Linked DNA regions of Homo sapiens: all the other regions are linked to region 4. A link is a loop called in an ENCODE intact Hi-C map of the cell type or tissue named here. Cell type or tissue: endothelial cell of umbilical vein. All regions are shown on one strand. Links, peaks and the distances in the headings refer to the core of each region. The heading gives the core; the rest is flanking DNA.

Evidence for each region. Hi-C counts contacts between places; a loop is a spot of excess contacts. Peaks named below come from ENCODE experiments on the same cell type or tissue, not always from the same donor. Only the 100,000 strongest peaks of a DNase experiment are listed, where the experiment ranks them.
Region 1: a loop joins it to region 4, with 2.6 times the contacts of the local background. A loop is called at or near these places in 38 of 110 quality-filtered maps.
Region 2: a loop joins it to region 4, with 9 times the contacts of the local background. A loop is called at or near these places in 7 of 110 quality-filtered maps.
Region 3: a loop joins it to region 4, with 2.8 times the contacts of the local background. A loop is called at or near these places in 76 of 110 quality-filtered maps.
Region 5: it touches region 4 in a loop (8-fold over the local background); 17 of 110 quality-filtered maps call a loop at or near these places.
Region 6: it touches region 4 in a loop (11-fold over the local background); 11 of 110 quality-filtered maps call a loop at or near these places.
Region 7: it touches region 4 in a loop (16-fold over the local background); 105 of 110 quality-filtered maps call a loop at or near these places.

Annotation. Positions count from the first base shown.
Region 1 is chr20:38,320,322-38,324,678 of GRCh38, reverse strand. BPI (bactericidal permeability increasing protein) reads right to left here. Exons shown (of 15, transcript NM_001725.3): 8 at 633-809. Among named protein-coding and RNA genes, the nearest start is that of BPI, 18 kb to the right of the region's middle. In endothelial cell of umbilical vein, for the core only: a CTCF peak has its summit at 2,517 (motif pointing right); a DNase peak (open chromatin) is centred at 2,528.
Region 2 is chr20:37,900,092-37,904,448 of GRCh38, reverse strand. It overlaps VSTM2L (V-set and transmembrane domain containing 2 like), which reads right to left and starts at 1,322. Exons shown (of 4, transcript NM_080607.3): 1 at 978-1,322. The coding sequence starts at 1,098. The region is part of intron 2 of LOC124904896 (a long non-coding RNA gene); the gene reads left to right. RefSeq lists an enhancer at 1,059-2,022. In endothelial cell of umbilical vein, for the core only: CTCF peaks have their summits at 839 (motif pointing right) and 2,108 (motif pointing left); no DNase peak of the experiment used is centred there; H3K4me3 peaks cover 432 bases; H3K27me3 peaks cover 1,655 bases.
Region 3 is chr20:38,150,790-38,154,789 of GRCh38, reverse strand. TGM2 (transglutaminase 2) reads left to right here. Exons shown (of 13, transcript NM_004613.4): 4 at 3,733-3,851. Among named protein-coding and RNA genes, the nearest start is that of TGM2, 12 kb to the left of the region's middle. In endothelial cell of umbilical vein, for the core only: no CTCF peak of the experiment used is centred there; DNase peaks (open chromatin) are centred at 339, 1,959 and 2,459; H3K27ac peaks cover 4,000 bases.
Region 4 is chr20:38,055,865-38,060,221 of GRCh38, reverse strand. RPRD1B (regulation of nuclear pre-mRNA domain containing 1B) reads right to left here. Exons shown (of 7, transcript NM_021215.4): 4 at 2,578-2,690; 5 at 702-828. Among named protein-coding and RNA genes, the nearest start is that of RPRD1B, 24 kb to the right of the region's middle. In endothelial cell of umbilical vein, for the core only: a CTCF peak has its summit at 2,526 (motif pointing left); a DNase peak (open chromatin) is centred at 2,631; H3K27ac peaks cover 726 bases.
Region 5 is chr20:38,406,956-38,411,312 of GRCh38, reverse strand. No RefSeq gene overlaps it. Among named protein-coding and RNA genes, the nearest start is that of SNORA71B, 16 kb to the left of the region's middle. In endothelial cell of umbilical vein, for the core only: a CTCF peak has its summit at 2,532 (motif pointing right); a DNase peak (open chromatin) is centred at 2,542.
Region 6 is chr20:37,562,263-37,566,619 of GRCh38, reverse strand. No RefSeq gene overlaps it. Among named protein-coding and RNA genes, the nearest start is that of LINC01746, 6.7 kb to the left of the region's middle. In endothelial cell of umbilical vein, for the core only: a CTCF peak has its summit at 2,007 (motif pointing left); no DNase peak of the experiment used is centred there; H3K27me3 peaks cover 477 bases.
Region 7 is chr20:38,219,127-38,223,483 of GRCh38, reverse strand. It overlaps KIAA1755, which reads left to right. Exons shown (of 14, transcript NM_001029864.2): 10 at 887-1,035; 11 at 3,716-3,854. Among named protein-coding and RNA genes, the nearest start is that of KIAA1755, 39 kb to the left of the region's middle. RefSeq lists an enhancer at 3,854-4,355. In endothelial cell of umbilical vein, for the core only: CTCF peaks have their summits at 637 (motif pointing right) and 2,198 (motif pointing right); DNase peaks (open chromatin) are centred at 623 and 2,223.

The DNA.
Region 1 (4,357 bases), core at 228-4,227, 260 kb before region 4:
CACAGACAGTGGCCAGCCCCTATGTGACAACAGAGCACTGACCCACAAATTCTGCAGCAACCAGCCTGGAAGCCAAACCACACCTTCTGCAGCAGTTGGCCCAGAATGGTCAGGAGCTGGTCAGTGACCGCCTGCTTGTTTTTTGCTCCTGAGAAAGCCCAATCTGCCTGCAAACCAATCTCATAGGATGCCCCATTTCCAGGAAGTCTGCCTCTGCCTTAGCATGGTGCTAGGACTGGATGACAGAATCTGACAAGTACTCATCAATGTAGCCCTTATGTTTCTTATTCATCACTTCCTACATTCAAAGCTCTGTGTTCGGTCCTCTCATAGACTAATATCTCATTTAATCAGGCATTACTATCTCATTGAATCCTCATGACACCCTTTGGAGAAAGCCAGTTATTGGTGTTTTACAGATGACAAAACAAGTTCTGAGAGGTACAGTAATTGACCTGGGTCACCCAGCTGGAGAGGGGTGGGGCCGATATTGGAACTCAGCTCTAGCTGACTCTAGAGTCAACACTTTAACCTACCCCAATGTGAGAAAAGCTTTTTCCAGATTTGTCTGGAAGGTCTGCAGGATTCTGGGTCCAGTGCTCTTCCCACACCCACCCAGAGCCCGGCCTTACCATGTCATCTCTAAGGGTCATCTTCAAGACCCCAGCCTCTTGGTATACAAGCCCGGCTGTGTTGAAGAAGTAGTCTGAGAGGCCCAGGTATACCATGCGGTCATGGGCAGCGGGAAACTCCATCACTGGTGGAGCAAAGGGAGGTGGATTGTGGTGGTTCTCACTGTAAAACTCCCCCTGGGGGTAGAGGCAACAGAGTGAGCCCAGATATTCTTCAGGAATTATAAGTCAACATCTCCATCCAGGAAAAAATGGACTGAAGACACCAATTGTACACTTGCAAAGGAAAAAGCAATGACCAGAAACTAACAGTAGCATCAAAAGCCTCCTGGGCATTACTTTCTAAGTGCCTTTCATGCCAGTCCTGGGAAGGCAGGTATAATTATGCTCATCTTATAGGAGAGGACACTGAGGCACAAGGAGGTGAAGTGACTTGCCCAAGGTCACACAGCTGGTAAGTGGCAGAGCCAGAAATTGAACCCAGGCCTCCAATGTCCAGTGAACGTTCTCCTAACCACTCCATTGTCTCAACCTCAACCTTGCTAGTAAGCACAGAAACCCTACGAAAAGAACAGTGAAATCCTGTTTGTTTCGTCGGTAAACTTAGCAAAATGGGAAAAGAGGAAAATTGTTTTGAGAGTCGTGTGTGCTTTAAACTGATGCTACCCAGTGTTTGGTGAGAGCACTCATAAGCTGTTAAGGTTGTTCTTTATGTTTCTGAAAAGCAATTTGGCAATATGTTGCAAAAGCAGATCATTTATTTAGCAAATAAATGTTGAGCTTAAAAAACCAAATTATAGATGGATACATATGGTAGGATACCACTTATGTAAAATTTAAAGGCCCATAAAAAGTATAAAAACACAGGCAAAAAGGACACACACCAACATCATCAACATGGTTCTGGGGTGGGGGGAGAGGCACCCAAGGGGGCCTCGTTAGTTATTTCTACAGTTTTTTAAATTTTTTTAAAAATCAGAAGGAAATATGACAAAATGGTAAGATCTCTTAAATCTGTGTGTTGGGTACTTGGAAGTGTATAGCATTCTCTGTACCTTAGAATTATTTTATTACTTAAAATTAACAAACATAACCTCCATATTATGGAATACATGCAACTCTTAATAATAATAAGATGGGCTGGGCACAGTGCTCACGCCTGTAATCCCAGCATTTTGGGAGGCCAAGGCAGGTGCATCACCTGAGGTCAGGAATTTGAGATTAGCCTGGCCAACACGGTGAAACCCCATCTCTACTAAAAATACAAAAAATTAGCCAGGCGTGGTGGCGGGAGCCTGTAATCCCAGTGACCGGAGGCTGAAGCAGGAGAATCGCCTGAACCTGGGAGGCAGAGGTTGCAATGAGTGGAGGTCGCGCCATTGCACTCCAGCCTGGGCAACAAGACAAAACTCCATCTCAAATAATAATAATAAAGATGGACCTATGTACTGACTAGGATTTATCTTTAATACATATTGTTAAGTGAGAAAAGCAAGTGGAAGAACAGTGTGTATCCATTCATGTAGAGCATCAGCAAAATCTAGATGGATTTTCTTATGCATTTATGTGAGTGCTTAGAACCAGGGACCTGGGAGGTTAACACACTCCATGGTTGTCAGTGATCAACTCTGGGCAGGAGCCCAGGAGATAAACAAGACCTTTCTTATTCACTGAGGATAATTACTTATTGTTTTAATCTTTTGGTCTGTTGTATCACTTAGATATATGTGGGTATTCATTTTTTTTTCTTAGTATGCCATTTGGTCTAGCAATTCCACTTCTAGGAAATACTCAAGGATAGACAGAGACACGATTGCAAGGATGATCACTGCAGCTTTGGTTACGTTTGTGGAAAAAAAAATGGAAAGCCCAAGTGTCCCAGGAGGGGGCACTGTCCTCGTACATTACCACAAGCTGTCCGCTGAAAATCCAAGCAGCCAGTAAAGGGCTGCAAGAGGACATTTCATGGATGGCAAAGATGTTCCTATGATACGTGTTGAGTTTTTAAAGTTGTAAAGCAGAATATATAATATGACACATGCAAAATATATGTCTGTGTGTATTTTGTTGTCTATATGTGAGTACATATGTGTGCATTTTTTCCTGTTTCTATATTGTGGGTTTTGTGTGTATTTGTTTTTGTATCTATATATGTGTACATTTGTTTCTGTCTCTCTCTCTCTCTCTCTCTGTGTGTGTGTGTGTGTGTATCTTCCTCTGTTTCTGCAAAGACAAGGGTTGGAGGGATCTACACTTATTTATTGATGATGCTTATCTCTAGGTTGTAGACTCGGGTAATTCTCTCTCTCTCTCTCTTTTTTTTCCTTCTTTCCTATATTTATTTCTGCATTCCTCTGCAGTTTCTAAAGTTTCTTTTTCACATTGAATGTGTTTTGAAGCAAACAAATAACTGTAAACAAACAAGCAAATCACCAATATGGAAGGACTGAAGGAGGCACAATCCAGGATGAATTTCAGAGTGGGACCCACTCTTGCTGGGGTGGTAGGGAAGGCTGCTCTGGGAGTGACAGCTGAGTGGAGATCCACATGGTACTATAAGAAGCCAGCGGGGTAGAGGTGGGCATTGGGAAGGAAAGGAGTACCAGGCAGGGGGAACAGCTAGGACAAATGCCCTGAGGTGAGAGGAAGCTTAACCTATTTGAGGAAGTGTAAGGCCAGTGTGTCTGGTTGGAGGGTGGTGAGTAAGGGAGGGAGCAGCATGAAATAAAACTCCATCTATCCATCCATCCATCCATCCACCCACCAATACATCCACCCAGCCATCCATCTACCCCCACCCATCTACCCACCCACCCATCCATTCATCCACCCACTCATCCGCCTACCCATCTATCCATGTATCCATCCATCCATCCATCCATCCATCCATCCATCCATCCATCCACCAATACACCCACCCACCCATCCACCTACCCGCCCACTCATCTACCCACCCTCCCATCCATTCATTCACCCACCCACCCACCTACCTTTACATCCGCCAATACACCCACCCACCAACACACCCACCTCCCATCTACTTACCCATCCACCTGTCTACCCACCCACCCATCCATCCACCCACCAACACACCCACCTCCCATCCACTTACCCATCCACCTGTCTACCCACCTACCCATCCATCCACCCACCCACCCACCCATCCACCTACCCATCCATCCATATATCCATCCACTAATCCATCCATCCATCCACCCATCCAACAAATAATTTATTGAGCACCTAGTATGTGCCAAGCATTGGTCTAGGTGCTGCACATGTGGTAGTGAACAAAATAGTCGCAGCCCCTTCTCCCTCATCATAGTGAGGGAGACAGACTAGAGACTCTGTGTGTGTGTGTGTGTGTGTGTGTGTGTGTGTGTGTATTGGTAATAAAGCAGGATGTGGGGGAAGAGGAGAGAGCTATTTCAGCGAGAGTGGTCTGGGAAGGTCTCTCTAGGGAGGGAATATTTGAGCAAAGACTTGAAGGAAGCAAGGGAGAGCTGTGTGGAAACCTGGGGGAGAGTACCCAGGCGGAGGAAAAAGCAAGGGCAAAGGCCTTTGGAGGGGGGTGGGGCAGGCATGGTGTGTTTCGGGGAATGGCGGGGAGGCCAGTGTGACTGGAGCAGGGAGAGGCGGGGAGAGTAGAGAGGGTGGTGGTGAGTCAGATAGGAAGTAGGGGACATTGTTAAGTTTGTTTCCAAGGACTGGGGAGCCCTGGAGTG
Region 2 (4,357 bases), core at 173-4,172, 160 kb after region 4:
CAGGAGCTTCTGACACTCAGCCAGCCAGTGCTGGGAATGCTTGTCTGCTCCCCGGCTTCCACAGCGGCTGGAGTTGAGATTTCCCACATTTCAGTCCTCTAGGGCCGAGGATGAGGATGGGGGTACCCTATGGAAGGATGGCACGGCTTCCTGCCCATCCCCAGAGGCAGACAAAAGCACCCGGCATTCCACTTCCACTCCCACTCCCATGCCTCTGGCTGCAAGCAGCAACCCCAACTACTCCGGTGGCTCTGAGGGGCTTCCACCAGGTGCCACCCGCCCAACTGGGAGGCTGCAGCCCCAGGCGACCAGTTCTCAAGAAACAAGGTCTTCTGCCCCCAAGGACCTTTCCAGTGGTATAGGGCTGGGTGTGGAGAGGAAGAGGACAAGGGCCTCTGTGCGGTTAAACCCAGAAGAGTAAAGGCAGATGGGCAGAGAGGAGTGGGTGAGCAAATTGTGTTCATGTGTGTGTATGTGTGTGCCTGTGTGTGTGTGCGCGCGCGCGCACCAGTGTGTCTGCAGGTGGGCAGGCAAGAGTTGTGGCGAAGCGTGTGCGCCAGCTGGCAGAGTGAGCCCACCGGCGCAGTGCCTGATGTGCGTGTGTAGTGGGCATAAGTGTAAAGGCTTGCAGTGAGGAGGGGGACCTGAGGTGTGTGGAGATGTGCAGGGTAGGAGTTGTGAGTGTGAGAAAGCAGCGACTGTGGCTCTGAGTGTGTCCGCGGCTGTGCATATCGGTGTGGCCATGCAGGTGTGCGTATCCGCGCGAGTGTGTGGGGAGGAGGTTCGGGGGTGCGCCCCGGGTGCCCCCTTCTCTGCAGGGCCAGGGTGCCAGGGCGGGTCCACCGCGCCGGCAGGGGGCGCCCCGGGATGCCCGCCACGACTGGCGCCGGTTCGAGCCCCGGGGCGGCCAAGTTGGAGTGGCGCGGCCCGGGTTGGGGTTTGGTGGGGAAGTCCGCGGGGGCGGCGACCGAACTCACCGTGGCCGGAGACGTGGTTGTCCCAGGGCGCGTGGCCGGCGGGCCGCGTGGCGCCGCCGAGTTGCAGGAAAAGTGCCAGGTAGTGGAGGGCGCCCAGCGCTACGGCGAGCGGGGCCCCCATCGTGCGCTCTCGGGCCGGGGGCGCCGCCGCCTCACATCTGGGCCCCGGAGACCGCAGAACCGGCGCCAGCTGTCCCCTGCCCTGAGCGGCCTGGCTGCCCGGCTCCGGCAGCTGCCCCTCGCCCGCTGTCCCCGGACCCGGCCCAGCTCCCAGCCCTCGCCCGGCTCCGGCCCAGCCCCGGCTTCGGGGAGCGAGCGCACGCCCAGCCGGCCGCCTCCGACTGCGGGACTCTTCCCTTCCGCGGAAGGCCACGCCGCGCCGCCGCCGCACCCTCCTCCCTCCTCCCGCCTCCCTCCTCCCCTCCCTCCTCCCCTCCCTCCTCCCGCTCGGAGCAGGCGGCGGAGGGATCTGCCGCTTGATTTATCATCAAAGTTTTGCCCAGGCTGGGATTTTTAAAGCGGTACCCGCAACTTTCCCCCGCCCGAGTGCGGAGGCGGGGCCGGGATGGGGCGGAGAGAGCCACCCCAGGGACGCGGTTCCCGCAAAGCACGACCCAACGGGCTTCAGCCACAGAAATGCCGTCCAGCGGGGAGAGGGAGAAAAGCCAGGGCACCCGCCGCCAGGCCAGCGCACTCAGAGGCTCCTAACTTTACCGGCAGGGCGGGGCCGGGGTCAGGGGCCAGTGGGGCTGGGGGTGAGGGCGAGGTAGGGTGGGAGCCTGGGCTGAGACCCAGGGGACCTGGTGATAGCTCTGCCGCCGACCTCGGCTCGCTGTGTGATCGCGTCCGGGTGTCTACCCCTCTCTGAACCTCGAAGTCTTCATCTGAGAAATAGGGGTAATAGCTGTCTGCGGGGGTCCTGGTGAGGATTTGCGAAATCGTGCATGCAAAGCGCTTAGCATAATGCTGCCTACGTGGTAGGAGCTCAGTAGTTATTATTGTCGGTGTTCCCCTTTCTGGGACTCAGTTTTCGAGTCTTTGTAATGGGAGAGAGACAGGCCAGTTAGTTGTTGCGGCTCCTGGCTCTTGAAGATACTGGACCTTATGTGGTGGATGGGATCGCCCCCTTCTGGACTGTAGGCTCCTTCCCTAGACCAATGAGCCTTGATGGTGTGTGTGTGCATGAGTGTGTGTGTGCGTGTGCGTGTGCGCGCGCGTATGCGTGGGTGTATGTGTGTGTGAGTGTGGCAGGGGAGGGGGATAGGGCACCATTCCCATTCCCAAGAGCAAGAATCCAACAAAGTCCTCCAGTTCCTTCCCAAGCCGTGTTACTGGGGCTGATGGGACAGACAGGAGGGCGGAACTGTGGTCCCATTTAAAAGATAAGGAAGCGCCTGAAATCAGGTAATTAGCTTCTCTGAGGTCCCACGGCGAGTCGGGCGAGGCCCCTGACTCCTGGGCGGGGTCCCTCCTGCTCTCATCCCTTGCCCTTCCCCAGGCCTCCCTGCTCACACAGCCTGGTCCTCCCGGTTTCAGCACCACGGAGGAGGACAGCGCCAGCCCCCCCCCCGCCCCCCGCCCCCCGCCCCACCCGGGCCCATCCTTTGGGCACCGTGGACAGCGTCTCAACTGGCCCTTTGATGCTAGGGTTCACACCGTGGACAGACCCTCAGACTTTCTTCCCCGTCCCCGTCGAACAGGGTCAACCCCTCCGACAGCCCACTCCCCACTCCAGAACACAGGTGGATCCCGCGTCCAGCCGTGTGTACAGCGCCCAAGTTTGAGAACAAGGTTAGAGACCAAGGAACATAGCCCCTCGCCGTCTTCCCTCTGTCTTAGCGCCCCCCTTCCAGTATTATGGGGGGGGGGTAGCACACCGGATGGGGCCCGTGGTAGCCAGCAACAATCCAGCTCCTTCCAAACTAAGGACACCTCCTCCACGATGTCCCGCACTTACAAGCACTGTGTTCTAGCACCGTCCACAGCCCCCGCGCTCCCTTCAGTACCGAGGACAGGTCCCAAGCGTCGACCGCTTCCCCCACCCCCCGAACCTTCTGGACCACATGCCTTGGAGGAAGGGGCCGTGTTTGCCTGATTCTCTCACTTCTCACTTTCTTCCCACACAGAGGTGGTGTTTAGGTTATCCTGGGCTGGCCAGGCGTCTTGGACTCTATGCACGTGTTTTCTCATTCATTAACTACCCTGAACCCCGCTCCCAGCGAAATGAACTACTGCTTCCATCATAAAGATATGGAAACTGAGAATCCTCCAGATCACATAGCAGCCACCATGTTAGCCAGACTAAAACCCAGGACTCCTTCAACCCCAGCCTGAGGCCTCACCAGGAGACTGTGGTGACAGAACTGGGACTCAAACCCGGGCTTTCTCCTCTTAAACCACAGATTGGAGGGAGCAGACACAGGCAAGGGGACAGGGAGGGAGAGGAGATTAAAGAGGAGTAAACAAGAGATTGCTCAGGCCTGCAGAGGAAGGGGGTCTGGCGGGATGGCAGCACATTGCTGCTGTGCCCCTAGCCCACCGGCTGACCTTCAGAAATCTTTTCTCTTTGAAGCCTGGAACAAGGTCAAGGTTCCTTCAAGGACAGACATCCAGGGATTGTATGCCTTTGAAAATGCTCGTGATCGGCCAGGTGTGGTGGCTCACGCCTGTAATGCCAGCACTTTGAGAGGCCGAGGTGGGCATATCACGAGGTCAGGAGTTCGAGACCAGCCTGACCAACATGGTGAAATCCCATCTCTACTAAAAATACAAAAATTAGCCAGGAGTGGTGGTGGGCACCTGTAATCCCAGCTACTCAGGAGGCTGAGGCAGGAGAATCGCTTGAACCTGGGAGGCGGAGTTTTCAGTGAGCCAAGATCACACCATTGTACTCCAGCCTGGGTGACAGAGTGAGACTTCATCTCAAAAAAAAAAGGAAAAAAGAAGAAAATGCTCATGATATAATGGTTCTGCTAAAAAAACCCTCTGATGGCCTGTTTATGTGAGAAATCCTGACTTCTCTAGTTTGCATTCAGGGTCCCAGACTCACCTCCTGCACATATCCTGTGCTCTCTTGGGCATGCCTTGGCCTCATTACATCTTCAACCTTCCCAGTGCTTCCCCTGTGCTTGTATGCCTTCCCCTCTGTCTAGCTGAGTCCCCAGTTGGGCGAGGTCCAGCCTGAGTCCCCATGGGAAGAAATGCCTGCTGCCTTCTCCCAGTCCCCAAGCCTCTGTTGGCTCATCACTGTATGCCCAGCATGGCCCTAAGAACTTTCATTATTCCCCTTAATCCTCAGAACCACCAGGCCAGGTAGGGTAGGATGGTGTGGTTAGAAGTGTGGGCTCTAGAGCCATATTCTCTGTTTTGAATCCTGCCAT
Region 3 (4,000 bases), core at 1-4,000, 95 kb before region 4:
CTGGTTTGGGGAAGGGAAACCCGGAGGTGAGGTTGGGGGGAGGGCTGGGGGAGGGGGGTGAGTAGGAGCAGTTAGACCGTCCAGCTGCCTCCTTATACACTATCTCAGTCGGGCCTCTCAACAATCCCAAGGGGGAGATGACACTTCCCCACTTCACACACAGGAAACTGAGGCTCAGAGTGGTGAAGTGGCCTTTGGAATCTCTTTGAATAAATAAGTGGACAACCTTGGACAAAACTAGAAAGTCAGAGGGGAGAGCTTGGAACAAAGGAAACTGACTTGAGCAAGGGGGAGGAGGCAGGGGTTGCCAGTCACCTCCCCAGGCCTCGATTTTCCCATCTAACTAGCAAGGCAGTCAGATCTAATGATCTGTTTCCTTCCTATTCTAATGAAACAAAGCAGGGAAAGAAGCATCATGGGCCAGGCCCCTCCTGGGAATCGGGTGTCCCTCTTCAAAAGGGCAGAAATTCTGGCCTCCTGGCTGTTAGACAACCACCTTCTTGCTGGCCCACTGCTTTATCTTTTTTCTTCTCTATTTTGAGGCATTTTATATTTGAGCAGAAAGCTTTTAAAATTTTTCACCTTTCCATATTTTGATTTTTATTTCCCAGTATAACAGTAAACCATGACAGCATTCTCTTTAGAAAAGCTTCAAGCCCAGGTGCAGTGTAATCCCACACCTGTAATCCCACACCTGTAATCCCGGCACTTTGAGAGGCTGAGGCAGGGGGATCACTTGAGGCAGGAGTTCAAGACCAGCCTGGCCAACATGGCGAAACCCACCGTCTCTATAAAAAATACAAAAATTAGACCGATGTGATGACACACATCTGTAGTCCCAACTACTCAGGAGGTTAAGGTGGGAGGATCGCTTGAGTCCAGGAGGTTGAGGCTGCAGTTAGCTGGGATTGTGCCACTGCACTCCAGCCTGGGTGACAGAGCAAGACTCTGTCTCCAAAAAAGGGGAGAGAAGGGGAGGGCTTCAAGACTACAGAGAAATGGCCTCCCCCTTTGACCCCTCCTCCTTGGGGGACACCATTGTTAGATATTTTGCGGGGGCTCACCTCCTTAGGTCAGTCTGTATGTGCCTGGAGAAATTGCTGTATTTTATAGGTCTCTGTCTCTCTATCACAAACATAAAAGGATCCCACTGTATACATTAACCTACAACTTGGTTTTTTCCCCTCACAATACACCGTGAGGCTCTGTCCACATTGGTCTGCATACATCTGCTCATTCATTCTTTTTTTTTTTTTCTTTTTTTTGAGACCAAGGCTCTCTCTGTCACCCAGGCTGGAGTGCAGTGGTGCAATCTCGCCTCACTCCAACCTCTGCCTCCCGGGTTGAAATGATTCTCATGCCTCAGCCTCCCGAGTACCTGGGATTACAGGCATGCACCACCACGCCGGGCTAATTTTTGTATTTTTAGTAGAGACAGAGTTTCACCATGTTGGCCAGGCTGGTCTCAAACTCCTGATCTCAGGTGATCCGCCCACCTCGGCCTCCCAAAGTGCTAGGATTACAGGCGTGAGCCACCACGCCCGGCCACATCTGCTCATTCTTTCTAAGGGCGTTGAGTGTCCTGTTTCTTGCCCATGTGGATGGTCCAGCCCCCACTGATGGACATGAGGTTGTGCCTGGAGGCTCATGGCACGCAGGGACCATGCGTCAACGAGCACCCTTGCTTCATACCCTGTGGCCAATGGAATGATTTCTCGGGACAGAAGTGGCCTTACTGGATCCCCCCCCCCGCCCCATAGGTTTGTTTTGAATTTTAGTCAATCTGCAGAGGGTAGCAACTAGTTGGCAGCTCTGCCAACAGGACAGGAACACGCCGGTGTCCCCACCCTCGTCCACACCACAAGGTTTCAGAGTTCAGGGAATGGGAAGCGTGGTTCTGGGGGATGGCCCCCTTCCTCCTGCTTGGCCTCACCCGGCGGCGGGTTGGAGTGGCGGTCAGCCAAGCGGCACAGTGACTAAAGTGACCCACATCCCGGGGCGGGAACTGTGGAGCTGGTGATGCAGAGGCAGGAAGTTGGGCTGGGGTGAGCGCAGGGGCGCTGCGGGAGGAAATCAGTCTGATGGGTGGGAAAGGGCCGGGTCTGCCTGGAAAATGGGACCCTCCTGTATGTCAGTTCCAAGACCAATATGATCGAGTGCCAGTTATATGCAAGGCTTCACGTCCCCAGTGCCCCCACCTTTACCAGATGGGGACCTGAGCTGGGGATGTCACAGTCTTGGCATCCTGAGCTGGGGTGGGGACAATTCAACAAGTGCTGACACTCATTCTAATGTTGAAACACTGTGGGTTCTTCTTTCTCTTTCATTCTTATCCCACACCCCCCGGCTGCTGCAGAGCCATTATAGTTCATTGACTTCAAGGTTAATTTTTATAGAAGTTTCCAGAGCCAAAGATCAGAATACACAAGAGACTTGGCCTCTTTCCCATTTTTCCTCACTACGATGAAAGTCAGGGCTGCTGGTTGCTGCAGACGGGCATGACAAAGCCCAGGGGTCTGAGGGGCCGGCAGCTGCTTCCTTCCCAGGCCAGCTTCTCCATTAGACCCGGCAGGCACTGTGCCTGGGGCCTGAGAAACTCTTAGGGGCCCGTGAACATGTTTTAATGTAATTTAAAATCAGGAGAAAAAAATGAACATTTAAGTTGAACAATAGGTTTTAATATGTAATATTGAGATAGCTGTAATTAACCAAGGCAGTCATAACATTCAATTACCTTTTTTCTAATGGAGGAAGGAATGCATGAAGTCAAGAGTGCCTGGGGCTCACCAAAGTCATAATGGGGCTCCAGATTGCCCCTTCTTGGCCTCAGTTTCTTCACCGGTTAAGTGGAGTCAGTAAAGCCAGCCTGACCTTTGGGCTCCTACCATCTTGCCCCAACTTCCTCAGCTCCTTCTTCTCCCCTCACTGGCCACAGACAACTAAATGCCCTGCATTTTCCAGCAGCCAAAGCTTTGTGCTTTCTGGTCCTCTGCTTAGAATGCTACCCTCCAGGTTCCAACTCTCTAAAACTTAATCATTTTTTAAGACAACATTCAGATGCCACCTCCTCCAGGGAGCCCTCTGTAACTCTCTCAAGCTGGACAGGACCCCACCTCTCCTGAGCTGCAGGAACCCTTTCTTGGCCTTCCCCTCTGCTACTGAGTTCTCTCTGCCTTGAATCATGCGCCTCCCTCACGCTACCTCAGGGCTTTCGTTTCCAAAGCACCTTTCAGATCTGCATTTTGGGCTGACACAGTGAGGTGTTAAGGTGGGCAGAGAAGGCAAAGTAGCCTACCCAGGGTCACACAGCAAGTGAGAATCAGGAGTTTCCTGACTCCCGGTCCAGTGCTCCTGTGTCCTTAGTCTCAGTTTTCCTAGCTATAAAATATTCCTGAGCCTTAGTTTTCTGGTCTTTAAAATGGGGCTTTCAAGGATCCCTTCCTCATAAGGCTCTTCTGGAGATTAAATTTATTAATACAGGTCATACATTTATCACAGGTCCTGGCACACAGTGAGTGTTGAAGAAATGGCAGCCTTTGTTGTCACTAACCGATAACACCTTATCTCATTGACGTGGGATTATTCATTAATGGTTACTTTTTCTAATTAAAAGAAGGATGGATCCCTGAGACGCTGGCTTGGCCTAGGGAATTGGCACCCTTGACTCCAGATTTGCAGGGACCCTGGGCCTCCGCAGACCCAGAGCTGAGGTCCCTTTCTTCCTGCCTGCAGCGGATGCTGTGTACCTGGACTCGGAAGAGGAGCGGCAGGAGTATGTCCTCACCCAGCAGGGCTTTATCTACCAGGGCTCGGCCAAGTTCATCAAGAACATACCTTGGAATTTTGGGCAGGTAAGGGCCACACCCTGTCTCTCCCAACCATCTCAGGCCCTTCTGTGTGCCCGGCCCTGTGTCTGGGGGCAGCCAAAGCTGCACAGGTGGGAGTGAGTCACAGAGTCACCCACTTCATGCTGTCAGGGATGCAAAGGCCCTGAAACAGC
Region 4 (4,357 bases), core at 140-4,139:
TTGTGTGACCTTGGACAAGACACCTATCTTCTCAAAGCCTCAATGTCCTCCTATGCAATATGGAGACACACATTTAGTCACCTCCAAAGACTATCACAAAGAACAGAAGTACCGGTGCAAAGCCTACTGTCAATATTAGTTCATGCTTCATTCCTTCCTTTCAATTTCCCATAAGGAAAGCAGGAATCGTGTCAACTGCCCCTCCCTGTTTAACTAGGGAGGTCACGACTAGGGCAAAATGACATGTCTAACAGACACCTGAAATTCCTGGCACTGAACGCACTATCATCTACGGGGCTTGTCAGAGAGCAGGGCACAAATCACACAGCCCTGAATCATAATTTTTTTTCTTTTAGTAAGAGGGTTATGAGTCTAACAGACAGAATAATACCTAATCTCCCCCACCCACCCCACACGCACACAATTTGTACTATGTTTTTAACAGACCTTATTTAGAGAGCCACAGGTTGTGGCACACCAGCATTTCTGCAATAATTCCTAGAATCACTATTCAAGCTTTGACTATTTCAAAAGTTTCTTTGTTCACCATGTGAGTTATGTTTGCAAATCCCAAGATGGTAGAGCAACCAATACAACATGGAAAGTAGTCTATACCTGCAGACGTTAAGTATGGCCTAGGGTTACTGCATTACAGTTATGTCCCTCTCTCCTCACCTTTCACCCAAACTCTACCTTCTCACCTGTTATTTTTTCCAATAGAGAAACATCTTGCACTTCCTGGGGCAGAGAAGCAATTTTCTGTCGGACAGTAGCATCCCCTGATGCGGCATTTTCCAGATCCTGCAAAGCTTTGATTAGTTCCTCAGTCTGTAAGATGAAAACACAAACAACACTACCCATTAAGACATGGGGTTTAAAGAAAATTAGTTGGAGTTAAATGAGGTGGAGGCAAATTCTAAAAACAGTCATTCCTGCCATTTCTTAAAAAAAACTGTTCTTAGCCCCAGAGCTTACATGTAAGTCAATGTCACGGACTCTAAGAAAATCCACAAAATTAGTTTATCTAAGTCCATGGCAGAACATGAATGAAATTCTGAATAATTATTATTATTTTTTAATTCTAAAAGAACATGTTTTTGGCAATTCAAAACAATGGAGTTTGGTTCATGTTGCTTAATTTCAAATGATGTATCATTTCCAGTATAGAATAAAGGTATAAATATCAGATGTTAACAACTGTGTGTTGTGGCCAGGTGTGGTGGCTCGCACCTGTAATCCTAGCACTTTGGGAAGCCAAGGCAGGAGGATCACTTGAGCCCAGGAGTTCGAGACCAGCCTGGACAATATAGCGACACCCTGTCTCTACAAAAAAATTAAAATAAAATAATAAGCCAAGCATGGTGGCATATGTCTATAGTCCCAGCTACTTGGGAGGCTGAGGTAGGAGTATCACTTGAGCCCCAGAGGTTGAGTTTGCAGTGAACTATGATCATGCTACTGCACGCCAGCCTGGGTAACAGAGCAAGATCCTGTCTCAAGAAGGAGAAGGAAAAAATTATATGTTGACTGATCAACCTACTTCAATTCTTTCTTGGGTTTTCTTGACAAAATGGATGTCACTCCCAAAATTAAATGTATCAAACTTATTATAAACCCAGGGGGAAAAAACAAGAAAAGTAAACCAGGGATACATTTTCTGTATATATCAAAAAGGAGTTTCTTAAATTGTCAGAAAACAATGCTAACAGGCCACTCCATAATCACCAAGGAGTAGCTAGCTCTGTAGATGGTAGTTAGATTACCCTGAAAGGTAATAATCTAGGCTGTAGTCTTTAAAGTGTTTAAATCCAAAGATATATGACCTAACACTGCTGTCATTTAATCCCTAGTCTAACTCAACACCGTAACATAACACAAACTAGACATGTTTCCTATTTACATAGGCTTTAAGCATGACCATGTGTAATAAAGCTGTTTTAGGCAAAATAAGATGAAGCCCCCCCCGCCCCCGCCTTGAAAAGAGCATGGGCTCTGAAGTCAGACACACCTGGATTTAAATTAAGACACTGGTCAAGTTACTTAAACTGTCACCTTGTGCCCAACTTCTTTCATTTAGATTTTGTAAGCTAACCTGTATAGCCAAATAACACAAACACATGGGTAAAGACTAACTCCTTGTTTCAATATTTAATAGGCTACAGTGCAGCAAATTTGCTATTGACACATAGACTGTCTTTAGATATTAATGAGTTACTTTATAAAACTACCATGCTACTGGAGACAGGCCATGGTAGACGACTTTTGAATATCTTTGTAATATTATCTATCCCTTTCTCCAAAATCTATTTTTAAAGAATATTCTTAATTTCTAGGATTGAAAAAACCAAGTCCAAGTACTTTATAAAACATAAGCCCATCCCAGAGTTATGGCACGCAAAGACATACTGACACCTGCCATCCGGCAAGCTCCTTTGGGCAGGATGATGCACGGGGCCCCTGAGAGGTGCCCTCTGATGATTCCATACCAGTGGTCACTGGCGCCACCTTGTGGCCATAGTCTTCAACTAGAGGTCACTTTAAGCCACTGTTCCCTACTCTCTGGGGGTCAAGACCTACCAAGAGGGGTCCTGCAGAAGGATCCTGAGGAGAGTAGCTGCCAGGGTAGTCGTCATCCTCCTCCTCCTGAATTTGCTGAAAAGTTCGTTTCAGAGATTTCTTCTCTTCTGTTGCTAGACAAAAGAGAAAGTAATAAATTTGAGTCACATATCCTGTAGTGATAAGTCACATGCTATGCACAATGGGCCACATGTAAAAACAGGGCAGAAGGGGCACACATTTTCAGAATGGCTTAATAGTAACCTTTATGCTAGTTATTTTAAATTGACTGTAGTTCCCTACATTACTGAAAAGAGTCAAACAGGTCTTTGTCCGTCATCTCAGATTGATTCTCTGGTAAAATACTACAGAAAACAGGCATCTAAAGCGAAAACTTACCCAACTATCACACTTGAGTAAGAAACTCATGGGACAATACAATGAAGCAAACCAACGTGTGCTAGGGTTTACAGAGAAGATATTGTGTATAAAATGAGATACGTTATGCTTTCCAGGGATCATTTCAGAAAACAGGAGAGAAAATTTTATCAATAAAATTGTGTCAAACACAAATATTCTTTACACTATTCCCCTAAAAATAAAATAAATCTAATTTTACCTTAAAATTAAAATAACCATTACTGAGACATGTGATTGATACTACTGAGAAAAATTACTTAAGTTACCATTTTAAATTTAACCACTTTTGAGGCTGACAGGTTACATTATTTATGATCTATCTGCACCGTATGTTTTTACATTGTTATGATAGATGTGTTAATTCCAAAATCATTCTTTTTGCATCAAATTAGACAATACAAAATAAATGCCAAACAATTGTGGGAAATAAATCTAAATGATAAATTCTAGTTTCGAAAGTAAAGAAATATTGGACACAGCCTGTGCCTGGCATTGCAATAGTTTCCTTTTAATCTTTCCAACAATTTTAAGATACAGCATCTCCAGCTGAAAGGTGAGAAAACAAAGGCCAGGGAGGTTAAATGACACACTTACGGTATGACTCCAAAACCTGTCCTCTTTCCACTGCACTCAAATTACTTAGCACCACACAGGTACCCTCTCATTTAGAAAAAAGGGGACACCAGGCACCTGCTGCAGATACATACACATTTTTTGCTTACACATTTTCTTCTGGAAACAAGTCACGTAGCTCCTGTTCTCTACATTATATACATCATATACTAACTGACCAAACTCACGTTTGAAGTGAAAGCCAGGTCAATATCATGAGTTTTATTTTTATTTTTTTTTTTTAGATGGAGTTTTTGCTCTCTTGCCCAGGCTGGAGTGCAGTGACACATTCTCAGCTCACTGCAACTTCCGCCTCCTGGGTTCCAGCAATTCTCCCACCTCAGCCTCCTGAGTAGCTGGGATTACAGGCATTTGCCCCCATGCCTGGCTAATTTTTGTATTTTTAGTAGAGTCAGGGTTTCATTCACCATGTTGGCCAGGCTGGTCTCGAACTCCTGGCCTCCAGTGACCCACCCGCCTTGGTCTCCCAAAGTCCTGGGATTACAGGTGTGAGCCATCACGCCTGGCCAAGTTTCACTTCTTCTTAATGATTCTGTCTATTACAAAAAAAGGAGACAGGAACATCTGCAATACAGGCCGTCCTCACTTTGCGCATACTATTATACACAGATTTGTTACCATGGCTTCGTTAAATGACACCAGTCCCTCAATAAAACAAGTTCAAACTTCAGTTACCATGGCATATTAACTCTTGAGTAGTTGCATAAAGTACAAATTTTGCTGCTAACTTCAGCCCCCAAATCATGAT
Region 5 (4,357 bases), core at 150-4,149, 350 kb before region 4:
CTGGAGCTAGCTACAGCTACACTCTTCTGCTTTGCCAGGGGAATTGCAGCAGGAGGTGAAGAGTGGGATAGTCTGCTGGGCACGGTGGCTCATGCTTGTAATCCCAGCACTTTGGGTGGCCGAGGCAGACGGATCATCTGAAGTCAGGAGTTCGAGTCCAGCCTGGCCAACATATCGAAACCCGTCTACTAAAAATACAAAAATTAGCCAGGCGTGGTGGCACGTGCCTGTAATTCCAGCTACTCAGGAGGCTGAGGCAGGAGAATCACTTGAACCTGGGAGGCGGAGGTTGTGGTGAGCTGAAACTGCACTACTGCACTCCAGCCTGGGTAATACAGTAAGACTCTGTCAAAAAAAAAAAAAAGAGTGGGATAGTCCCTGAGAAAGGGATAGGTATAGGGCTGTGGAACCACAGAGCACGGAGAGTGTTCTCCCAGGTAGAGGGCTTGGGAAGCGGACATGGAGGAAGAGATAGTCTATTCCAGAAGAGGAAGTAGGAGAGGGACTGGTGGAGACAGTGAGCAGCACATGCCAGGAGCAGCAGGAGGGTGGGCAGAGGCATAGCAAAGGCCCAGGCACATTTGAAGGTGATTGTAGAGTTCGATCTGCAGCCATGGGAGTGGCCCCCAGTCCTCTGAACAGCGCGACCCCTGTCATCCAGTGTTGTGGATCCTATGTGCTGCTACTTGGACTTTTTAAATTACTCTGGATTCAGAGAGCACAGCCACACAGTTTCATCACTTACTGGCTGTGTGACCCTGGGCAAGTCACTTCACCTCTCTGAGCTGAAGGTTTCCTCATCTGAAAACTGGGGGTAATGATAGCATCTCCTTCTTAGGATTGCTGTGAGGATTCAATGAGATAAACCTCAAATTAGCACATGCCTGGCACCTCCAAGGGCTCCATAGAAAGGTGGGGTATTACTGTCTTACCGTGTAATTGAATGGTGGCATTATAACGCTATTTTTCAGGAGGCTTGTGAAAAAAATAACTTCTCATTAAAAAAATAATTTTAGACTTTAAAAAAGTTGCAAAAGTAGCACAAAGAATTCCTGAATACCTTTCACCAAGATTACAAATATACACATAAAGAAAAAAACAGGGCCGGGCGCAGTGGCTCACGCATGTAATTCCAACACTTTGGGAGGCCAAAGCGGGTGGATCACGAGGTCAGGAGATCAAGACCATCCTGCCTAACACGGTGAAACCCCGCCTCTACTAAAAATACAAAGAAAAAAAAAAAAGTTAGCCAGGCATGGTGGCACGCGCCTGTAGTCCCAGCTACTTGGGAGGCTGAGGCAGGAGAATTGCTTGAACCTGGGAGGCGGAGGTTGCAGTGAGCCGAGATCATGCCACTGCACTCCAGCCTGGGCAACAGAGTGAGACTCTGTCTCAAAAAAAAAAAAACAAAAAACAAAACAAAACAAAAATATATATTGACATATATGTACACACATAGAAACATATAAACATGTATATACGTATTTCCCCCTGAAGTGTTTGTGAGTCAAATGCAGACTTGTTGGCCCTTTACCCCTTAATACTTCAGTGTGCATTCTTTAAAAGCAAGGACATTCTCCTATATACCATTATACTATAATTGTACAAATATAGCACAATTGGTACAAATTAATACAAATATGCAAATATAGTAAAATTATCAAAATCATGAAATTAACATTGGTACAATACTATTATCTAATGATCAGACCATATTCAGATTTTGTCAATTTTCCCACAATGTCCTATATAACAAAACAAAATCTCTGATCACCTCCTGCATTCATTTGCCCTGTCTCTGAGTCTCCTTGAGTCGGTAACATTTCCCCAGACTTTCTTTGTATTTCGTGACCTCGACATTTTTTAAGAGTGAAGGCTAGTCACGTCGTAGAAAGTTCCTCTTTGGGTTTGACTGATGTTTCCTCATGGTTAGATTTGGGTTAGGCGTTTTGGGCAGGAGCACCACGGTGACCTACACACTGCATCACAGTCTTGTGCACATTTTTGTTGACAACTTTATTTATTTATTTTATTTACGTTTTTTTGAGATGGAGTCTCACTCTGTCGCCCAGGCTGGAGTACAGTGGCACGATCTCAGCTCACTGCAACCTCCGCCTCCTGGGTTCAAGCGATTCTCCTGCCACAGCCTCCCGAGTAGCTGGGATTACAGGCATGTGCCACCACGCCCGGCTAATTTTTGTGTTTTTAGTAGAGACGGGGTTTCACCATGTTGGCCAGGCTGATCTTGAACTCCTGACCACCTTGGCCTCCCAAATGCTAGGATTTACAGGCATGAGCCACTGCGCCTGGCCTGTTGACAACTTTAAATGGGGTTTCCAGATGGGGGGAAGGTAAGGAATTACTGAACGACTTACATGAGAACATACACCCTGAGGGACTTGATAAACATGTGAATCCTCCAAACCTGCTGAGTCGTACCTCTGAGAGTGTGCCTAAGAACTTGCAGGGTTCACCAGCATACTAGGTGACCAGTTGTCTACAGTGTTCCTTCCAGCTGTGACATTCCCAGGCGTGGCCAAAAGATGGCGCTGCAGACTGCACTTTCAACGGAGTTTCCTTTCTGGAGAAACAGCTGGGCTTTGGTGAATTCAAGCTCACATCTACCAGGAACACTTGGTACCTCCTGTTTGCTCCTTGGAACCGGGCCTTTCCCACCGCTATCCTCCTATCACTTCATAGTGACTTTTCTGGATGCCCCAGGACCTCACAGGAGTTAGAATTCACTTTGGGGTTCCTAAGCCAGAGATGATTCACTCTGCAAGGTGAAGAGAAAACCCCTCCCAGTTTTCTGAAGAGCAAACCAAGAACTGTTAAAATAGTAATAGGCCAGTCACAGTGGCTCATGCCTGTAATCGCAGCACTTTAGGAGCTGAAGCAGGAGGATCACTTGAGCCCAGGAGTTCCAGACCAGCCTGGGCAACATAGGAAGACCCCATTTCTTTTTTTTTTTTTTTAGTATTTATTGATCATTCTTGGGTGTTTCTCGGAGAGGGGGATTTGGCAGGGTCATAGGACAATAGTGGAGGGAAGGTCAGCAGATAAACAAGTGAACAAGGGTCTCTGGTTTTCCTAGGCAGAGGACCCTGCGGCCTTCCGCAGTGTTTGTGTCCCTGGGAACTTGCGATTAGGGAGTGGTGATGACTCTTAAGGAGCATGCTGCCTTCAAGCATCTGTTTAACAAAGCACATCTTGCACTGCCCTTAATCCATTTAACCCTGAGTTGACACAGCACATGTTTCAGAGAGCACAGGGTTGTGGGTAAGGTTATACATTAACAACATCCCAAGGCAGAAGAATTTTTCTTAGTACAGAACAAAATGGAGTCTCCTACGTCTACTTCCCTCTACACAGACACAGCAACGATCTGATTTCTCTATTTTTTCCCCACGTTTTCCCCTTTTCTATTCGACAAAACTGCCATTGTTATCATGGCCCGTTCTCAATGAGCTGTTGGGTACACCTCCCAGACGGGGTGGCTGCCGGGCAGTGGGGCTCCTCACTTCCCAGACGGGGCAGCCAGGCAGAGGCGCCCCCTACCATCCAGACGGGGCGGCGGCCGGACGGGGGCTGCCCCCCACCTCCCCGATGGGGCGGCTGGCGGGGGGGGGCTGCCCCCCACCTCCCTCCAGGATGGGGCGGCTGGCCGGGGGGGCGGGGCTGCCCCCCACCTCCCGGACAGGGCGGCTGCTGGGCGGAGACGCTCCTCAATTCCCAGACGGGGCGGCTGCCGGGCGGAGGGACTCCTCACTTCACAGACAGGGCGGCTGCTGGGTGGAGGGGCTCTTCACTTCTCAGACGGGGCGGCGGGGCAGAGACGCTCCTCACCTCCCAGACGGGGCAGCTGCCGGGCAGAGGCGCTTCCCACATCTCAGACGATGGGTGGCCGGGCAGAGACGCTCCTCACTTCCTAGACGGTATGGCGGCCAGGAAGAGGCGCTCCTCACTTCCCAGACTGGGCGGCAGGGCAGAGGGGCTCCTCACATCCCAGACAATGGGCGGCCAGGCAGAGACGCTCCTCAATTCCCAGACAGGGTGGCGGCCGGGCAGAGGCTGCAATCTCGGCACTTTGGGAGGCCAAGGCAGGCGGCTGGGAGGTGGAGGTTGTAGCGAGCCGAGATCACGCCACTGCACTCCAGCCTGGGCAACATTGAGCACTGAGTGAGCGAGACTCCGTCTGCAATCCCGACACCTCGGGAGGCCGAGGCTGGCAGATCACTCGCGGTTAGGAGCTGGAGACCAGCCCGGCCAACACAGCGAAACCCCGAGCAAGACCCCATTTCTACAAAAAATAAAATTAGCTGGGCATGGTATGTGCCTGTAGTCCCAGCTACGTGGG
Region 6 (4,357 bases), core at 110-4,109, 490 kb after region 4:
TCTCGACATCTCTGACTCTCCAGCAGCCTCTGCTCATGTGTGTCTCTTGGCGCTCCCTCCAAACTCTCCCACCACTGCCTCTTCCCTCACCTGGGTCTGGCCACCTAGAAGAGGAAGACGGGAGTCACCACAGTCCTAGTGGGAAAACAACTGCTGGGCTCTGGGGCAGGGACTCCCACATAGGGGCCACCTGAGAGCTTCTGTGTCAAAAGATCTGGGACCTGAGAATCATATTGACCGAAGCTCCCAGGCAATACTGAAGCTGGACCAAGTTTGGAAGCCTTAATCCTTGAGTTCAGAACCACAACCTACCTGCAAAGACAGGGAATACGTAGGGAGGGCTGGATTCCGTCCTGGGATCCCTTACAGCCCATCCCGCGTTTCACACACCTGTCCCCACCTTGGAAAAAGGCACTTCCAACTACCCAAGGCTTCAAGGCAATTTGATTTGATTTGATAAATAAATTAAATAAACCCTATTTTTTTTATTTATTTATTTTTATTTTTTTGAGACACAGTTTCACTCTGTTGCCCAGGCTGGAGTACAGTGGCATGATCCTGGCTCACTGCAACCTCTGCCTCATGGGTTTAAGCGATTCTCCTGCCTCAGCCTCTCGAGTAGCTGAGAATACAGATCCATGCCACGATGCCTGGCTGATTTTTGTATTTTTAGTAGAGGCAGGGTTTCACCATGTTGGCCAGGCTGGTCTCGAATTCCTGACCTCAGTTGATCCACCCACCTCCACCTCCCAAAGTGCTGGGATTACAGGCATGAGCCACCACGCCCCGCCAATCCTATTTTAAAATACATCCAGAATCCACCACCTCCACAGCCACCACCTTGGTCTGAGCCACCAGCAGCTGTCCCCTGATTCATGGCAACGGCGTCCTCTCTGGCCTTCTGACTGCCCTTCACGCCCTGCCCAGGCCCACTCTCCACCCAGCAGCGTGAGGATCTTATAAAAGGATGAGTCTGATTGTTTTCCTTGCCCTAGCTCACCCTTTCCACTGACCTCGCCTCTGCATGGCTGACTCCAACTCATCTTTCAGCTCCTGGTTTAAATGCTGCCTCATTGGAGGGAACTCCCCTGACAGCTGCAGCTAAGAGCAGCCTCCCCCTCCTCAGTCGTCCTTTCTGTCTGCCCTTTCTTGGTTTCCTTCACAGGACTTTGTAATTGTTTGTTGGTTTGTTGTTTACTTGCTTGGCACGCTGCCTCCTCTCTCTGGACGGTGGGGTCTCTAGGGGCAGAGCCTCACTTTTCTGTTTACTGCTCTCTCCCCGGCACCCAGCACAAGGCCACGGACAATGGGTGTCTGTATACAGTTCTAGAAGAACAGGAGGGCAATAACTGATTGGTCCAATTCATCGTTTTGAGTCGGGCTGCTTAGGTAAGGATGCTGTAGGCGCGATCACCATCCCATGGTCCAGTAGGCAGGTCTAGGAATGAGCAGGGTCTGGAGGTGGTCATGTCTGGAGAATGCAAGGATGGGATGCCCAGGACGCTGGCCCAGGCTCCCCTTAAGCTTCTGACCTGCGCTAGGATGAAGCCGAAAGCAAGGGAGAAAACTGAACATGCCTGTTCCCTACACACCCATTTTACAGATGAATAAATGGGTCCTCAACCTAGCCCTCACAGTGAGCAACTTCCAGAGGGCCAAGTCCCCCCAGCCCTACCCTCCAGACCTCATCCCTGAGCTGGCGGACCTCCCCACAGCTGGCGAGGGTCTCTGAGGGGACTGAGAGGTCATTGAGTCCAATCCCCCACCTCTGAGCCAGCCTGTGCAGCCCAGGTAGAGAACAGCGCTCCCACTGCATTTCCTAAGTCTAGGGACAAGCTTGGTGCTGTGGAATTTGGGACTAGAATTTAGGAGGTCTGAGTAGCCTCCCTTCTCCTCCCTGGGTCTCAGTTTCCCCTTCCTGGGGGCTCTGGGCGTCAGGCGGCCCGAGCGTGGTCTCTGGGGCCGCAGCCGCTCTCCACGGAGCGCTGGCGCCCCCTGCGGGAGCGGAACGGAAAGAGCAGGCCGGGCTCTCGTCGCCGCCGCGATTTTCCCACCGTCTCCTCCCAGGCGCCGGGAGGCGGCGGGAGCTGTCTGAAGGCGGAGGGCGGCCTCTTGGGGTCTGCAGCGCCACCAGGCCTGGAACCACAGACGAGACAGATTCACAGACACACAGAGACACAAACACCCACCGACCTCAAAGACTCCAGACCCCTAAACCATGCACACAGGTGCACCCACCCCTTCCCCAGGCAACCCCGGCCCCTTCCCGCGGTCCCAGGAGCCCCGAAGAGCAAAGGACAGCTGTTGGCAGAAGGCGTGGACAGAACTCGGACACGCGGGCCGGGTTTCCTCACGCGAGTGCGTCCTGGAGGCCGCTCAGAGGGTGGGAAGGAGAAGGGGAGGGGCTGGGCCTGCATAAGTCCCCCATACAAGAGACAGCCTGGGTCCCCATGTAACCACCCCGTGGGTTCACCTTGCCCGCTGCCCGGAGACAGCCAGATTTCTCAGAGCTGGCTGGACACGGGAGTTTTATTTGTACTCAAATCGGCCTCCCTGAAGATTCTGAGGCTGGAGTTTTTCAAGGATAGTTTGGCGGGCCAGGAAATGGGTGCTGCTGACTGGCTGGGGATGCAATCCCAGGGGTGTGGAAAATTGTCCTGGGGTGCTGAGTCCGCTTCTGGGTGGGGCCACAGGACTGGGGTGCCACCCGCACCCCCATGCCCCAGCCATTGGTAGTAAGAAATGCCAAAAAACCTGAAAACTTGTCTCAAAAAGTCAATCTTGGACTCTCCAAGAGTGATGTTATTTGCAGGAGTAACCGGAGAAGTTGCGAATCTTGTGGCCTCTGGAATAATGACTGATAATCGGTTACAGCTCCACCTTAGCAGAATGTAGGCACTTCTCATCTTCCTAACCTAGTGCTCTTTCATTATCTTTACAAAGGCGGTTTAGTTTGGGAGATGGGCTATTATCGTTTAAACTATAAACTAAATGTCTCCCAAAGTTAGCTTGGCCCAAGCCCAGGAATGCCTAAGGGCAGTTTAGAGGTGAAAGGCAAGATAGGGGTTGGTTAGATGGGTCTCTTTCACTGTCCTAATTTTCTTACTGTTATAATTTCTGCAAAGGCAGTTTCATCAAGGGAGAAGAGTGGGGCCAGGGACACAGCTGCCCCATCTCAGCATCACAGGAAGCCCTAAGAGAAATTCCAGGTGTGGGATAGAGACCCCTGGCATGACCATGGTGACCCCTCTCCTTTGTCAACCTCAACAGGGTTCACAAAAGTGTCCAGGCCCCCTCCCCCAACTCCCTTCCCCTCCCAGCCCCCACACCTGCCAGGAACCCCAGCAGTAGCCTGTGGATGGGGAGGAGGCAGAACAACAAATTCCTGGGTGTAGCCCTTAAGTTTGGAAATCAGGCTGGCTGGCTTTTTACTCATTCAGGTGGACTTGCAGCACTGGCTACATGCCATGTGTGTGCTGGGCACTGTGCACATTCTGTAATGAGCAGTCTCTGTCCTCCTGGAGCTTACCTGTATAATACCTCATATTATATAGGTAATATAATGCCAGTTGGTAATCCAGCAATTCCACTGTTAGGTATACCCAAGAGACATGAAAACATACAGATATGTCCCTATATGAGAGGTGTGTAAACCAGAGCAACTCTATCTTGAATGGGGCCAGGTAAAATCAGGCTGAGACCTACTGGTCTGCATTCCCAGACGGTTAAGGCATTCTAAGTCATAGGATCAGATAGAAGGTCAGCACAAGATTCAGGTCATAAAGACCTTGCTGATAATAGAGGTTGCAGTAAAGAAGCTCTTGCCAAAAGCAAGATGGTGACAAGAGTGACCTCTGGTCATCCTCACTGCTACACTCCCACCAGCGCCATGACAGTTTACAAATGCCTTGGCAACGTCAGGAAGTTACCCTATGTGGTCTAAAAAAGGGAGGCATAAATAATCCACCCCTTGTTTAGCATATCAAGAAATAACCATAAAACTGGGCAACCCGCAGCCCTCAGGGCTGTTCTGTCTATGGAGTGGTCATCCTTTTATTCCCTTACTTTCCTAATAAACTTGCTTTCACTTTACTCTGTGGACTTGCCCTGAATCCTTCCTTGTGTACGATCCAAGAACCCTCTCTTGGGGTCTGGATCGGGACCCCTTTCCTGTAACACCTATGTTTGCACAAAGACTTGCATGCGAGTGTTCATAGCTGCTTTCTTTCTTTCTTTCTTTTTTTTAGACAGAGTCTCGCTCTGTCACCCAGACTGGAGTGCAGTGGCGTGATCTCCGCTCACTGAAACCTCCGCCTCCCGGATTCAAGCAATTCTCCTGCTTCAGCCTCCCAAGTAG
Region 7 (4,357 bases), core at 206-4,205, 160 kb before region 4:
ACCAAGGGCTTCGAGAAGGGGACGGCCTGGGGAAAAGGGGGAGGACATTATTCCTGTTTTTCATCATTCATTTGACTCATATTTGAGGGGCACCCACTTTGTACCCTGCACTGGAGACCAGCCTGGAGCAAACTGACTTATCCCTGCCCTCTTGGGGCTCGTGGTGCTGTGGCAGAGGTGGTAGTTTAAAAAGCAAACTATTATAAATGGGTATGTCATTCCAAATTGTGTCAAGTCCTGTGGAAGTAAGATTGGGAATAATGAGGGAGGGAGGAGGGCCTCTCTGAAGAGCTGGAGTTTAAGTTGAGGCTTGAAGTTTGAGAAGGAGCCTGCCTTTGTGGGGGGCTGTGCTCCAGGCAGGGGGCAAACACATGTGAAGGCCCTGAGGTGGGATTATACCTGGGGTGTTCAGGAGTAGCAAGGAGGCCAGTGTGGAGCAGAATGAGTGGGAAAGAAGCATGAGTGGAGCTTCTAGATGCAGCAGGAGCTGGACCAAGGAAGAGTTGGGCTGGGATTCAGTTCGAAGCCTGCAGGGAAAGCCACTGGAGAGTTTTAAACCAGGGGTTATCAGATTTGCACTTTGAGATCCGTTCAACTGCCATGTGGAGAACAGACTGTAGGGGGAGCCAGAGGGCAGCAGGGAGATCAGCGAAGAGGCTGGAATGGGTGTCCCAGCAAGAGATGCTGGAGGGTGGACCAATGAGGTTGCCGTGGTGACGAGAGGGGACATGGCTAGAGGGGATGTTTTAGAGACAGAAATGACAGACTTTCTGGAGGACCTTGAATGCCAAACTGGGAGTTGGACTTGATCTGGGTGTGGGGAGCCTTGGAAGGTTGCAGAGGGAGAGTGGGGATGGGGCCTCAGGGCACCTCCCTACGCTGGCAGGAGGCTACCAGGTGCCTGAGCAAGTCCAAGGAGCTGATGGAGGCTGTGCTGAGGGACCCCGGCCTACTGGGCCTCCAGCGGGAAGGTGGAGCCACCCTGGCCAGGCTGCAGCATGATGCCAGCAGGCTGGACTTCAGCCCTGATGTCAGGTACAGACGTCCAGGCCTTTCCTCTTCCACCCCATCCTGTTTCTGGCCCAGGAGCTTGGAGCTGGGACCACACCACCTAGGGCACACATAGCTGAGCCCCGAGGGCGCCCAGCTTTGCAGTAGTTGCAGGGCCTGTATCCCAGGCTGACGCCTGGTCACAGAAACCTGCCCTGAGCCCTGGCAATTTCCTCGCCCCTTCTCTGCTTTCCCTCCTTCAGCCCCAGCCATCTTGAGCCTGGGATGGGCATCAGAGGATGTCGCCTACCCATTTCTGGTCACCCTTTTGGAAAAGCACTTTCTCTGACCCACACACCACGCTGAACCCCTGCAAGAGCCTGCCTCATTTATTTCTGGCAAGAACCCTGTGAGGTCCACATTGTCCATTTGGCTGATGGGTAACTGAGGCTCAGCGAAGGGAAATAGCAGCTAGACAGCGGCTGGTAAGGGATTTGAAGCCAGGCCTTCTGGGCATTTAACCCCTACCCGGCCCTGCCTTTCCCGGTAGGCTGCTCAGACACACTTGTGAGAACCTCATGGTGTCTCAGGGGTCTCAGAGCCAGAATAAATTATAGACATTCCTGGAAAGTCCCAGCTTTCTTAAATTTAGGGGGTGGGGAAAAGTCAGTCATTAAATTGGTCAGTAATTGCAAGTATTTTCACCCTCTTAGAACACAGCTACTTATATTCAAAGTCAAGGGCTGGTATGCATGAGCTTTTAAGAACATTTTGTTTACAGAACCAAGACCTAAATAGCACTTTGTATGTGTCCAGCATTTTTCTCAGGGATTTACAAATACCAGCTCACTTAATTCACTCCGAGGTAGCTGCAGATATTATGCCTATTTTACAGTGGAGGAACCTGAGGCTCAGAGAAGGTAAGTGATTAGTCCAGGGTCACATAGCTGGGATGTGGTGGGGCCCGGACTTGAATCCAGGCAGTCTGGTCCCAGAATCTTGAACACACCACCCAGAGCTGCACTAGACTTGAGAGCAGGCTTACACAGATGGACGCACGGGCAGCACTGGTATGGGGTCATCTCCCTGCCCCTCAGTGCCTGGTGGGGGTTGGCACTGCCTTTCTCAGCCTCTTCCACCCTTACCTGCCCCACCAGCCCAGGCCCCTCCTGTCCATCCGAGGCCCCGCAGACCCGCAGCTACCAGCATCTCCAGCAGGGGTCACTGTGGTCCCACATGAGCTGCTGTGGGCGTTTGTTCTGCAGCGGGTCCCTGCAGCCCCTAGGCTGTCCCCGTCCCTCCGTCCCTCCCTCTCCAGGCAGGCAGAGATTTTCTATCCTATTCACGCACCCTGGGCCACACCTCTTCCCTGCAAGGGTGGCAACCCGTGGGGAGCTGCAGTCAGATGGGGAGGCTGAGGTAGAGCAAAGCACCCTCCAGGAAGTCAAAAGCTTTTCTTCCATCTTCTCTCTTCCATTTTCCCTCTGAAGGCAGAGGAGGGCAGAGCAGGGTTGGAGATTCCTCCCTTCACACAAATATCACCATGCCTGAAATCCCATCCACACTTCTTCCTTAGTGACTTGTGGCTTTGAGCATTTTTTAAAATTATGTGCAGAAACAGCCCTGGGTGGGGTTCCAACTCAGGTTGTCATCTGCAAGTCGATTCCCCTCCCTTGACCTCAGTTTTCCCATCTGTGAAATGGAGGCAGGGCCGGCAGGCATGTTGCAGCTACTTCCCACCATTGCAATAGAAATAGCACGGACCTGACAAACATCGTGCGCTGGGCACTGTGTTAAGTGTTTTGCACGCATGAGCGCTGGTTCTCTGCCCTGGCTGTCCCTGGAACCGCCTGAGGTGCTTTAGAAAGCATCAGTGTCTCAGCCGGGCGTGGTGGCTTATGCCTATAATGCCAGCACTTTTGGAGGCTGAGGCAGACAGATCACCTGAAGTCAGGAGTTCAAGACCAGCCTGGCCAATATGTGAAACCCTGTCTCTACTAAAAATACAAAAATTAGCCCGGCATGGTGGTGCGTGCCTGTAATCCCAGCTACCCAGGAGGCTGAGGCAGGAGAATCGTTGGAACCCAGGAGGCAGAGGTTGCAGTGAATGGAGATCGCGCCACTGCACTCTAGCCTGGGTGACCAGCCTGGGTGACAGAGTGAGACTCCGTCTCAAAAAAAAAAAAAAAAAAAAAAGGGAAACATCAGTGTGTTGGTTGCACTCAGAGTCTGACTTTGTTGGCCTGGGGCAGGGCACTAAGATTTGTTAAAGCTCCCAGGGCAGGTTATAATGTATAGCTAGAGTTGAGGGCCAGGGCGTTAGATCATTTAATCCTTACAACCATGCTATGAAGTGGGTTCTGTGATTATCTCCACCTCACAGAATAAAAAGCAGAGACATAGAAAGGTTGAGAAATTTGCACAGAGCCTCCTACTAGAAGGCAGCAGAGCTGGGCTTTGAACCCAGATCTGTCCGGCCAGCTTCATTCCCTTCTAGGGAAGGGGGAGGGTCAGTTCACTTCCTACTGTGTTCTCTTGTCCTCCCAGTCCCATGGAAGACCAAGGCTGAGGCCCTTGGTGAAGGGCCTGCCCACAGTCACACAGCAAGTTAGCTGGAAACCCAGGCTGGGGCCACAGAGATGGAGGGGCAGGCCTATGCGGGACAGAAGTACAGCAGGGTGAAGAGGGCAACAGAGGCCTTTTCTCACCTCCGCCCACCTCCCAGGAGCCATCTGGCTGCAGCCACTGCCTTGTACAGCCTTGTGGACGAGCAGCTTCATGTTCTGGTCACCGCTTCCAACAGCCTCCTGGGGAAGCTGGAGCTCCGTGTCCGCCTGGGCCGCCTGGAAGCTGCCATTCACCAGGTGAAAGGGGTGTCTGGCTTGGGGTGTGGGGGTTCTGCCTGGCCACATTCCACAGGAAAGCCCCGACTCTGGGCCCGTCCCTAGTCAGGTGCTTTGTTCTGGAGAAAGGACACCAAGCTGGCGATCCTTCAAAGGCCAGGCAGGCATCCTTGGGGCGTAGCACATGACCTGGTGCTCAATAAGTGCTCAGTGGGTGAAAACATAGCCCCAAGAGCTGCACTTATTGAGCGCCAACTCTGTGCCAAGCCCTGGGCCAGAGCCGTTGTGAACATCATTGCTTTCTGAACTCATGGGGAAGGTGCTAGGATTTCATCCACTGCACAGATGAGGAAACTGAGGCTGGGAGACATTATGTTACCTGCTTGTGGTTGCATATCTCGGGGTCTGATTCTGGAACCTGCACCTGGTGTGGCTTCATCTGACTGCCGGTGCCGAGAACCAACACATTCCTGTCAGCCTGGAGCTGTGGGGCACGGCACACTCCTGCATCAGACAGCCCTGGT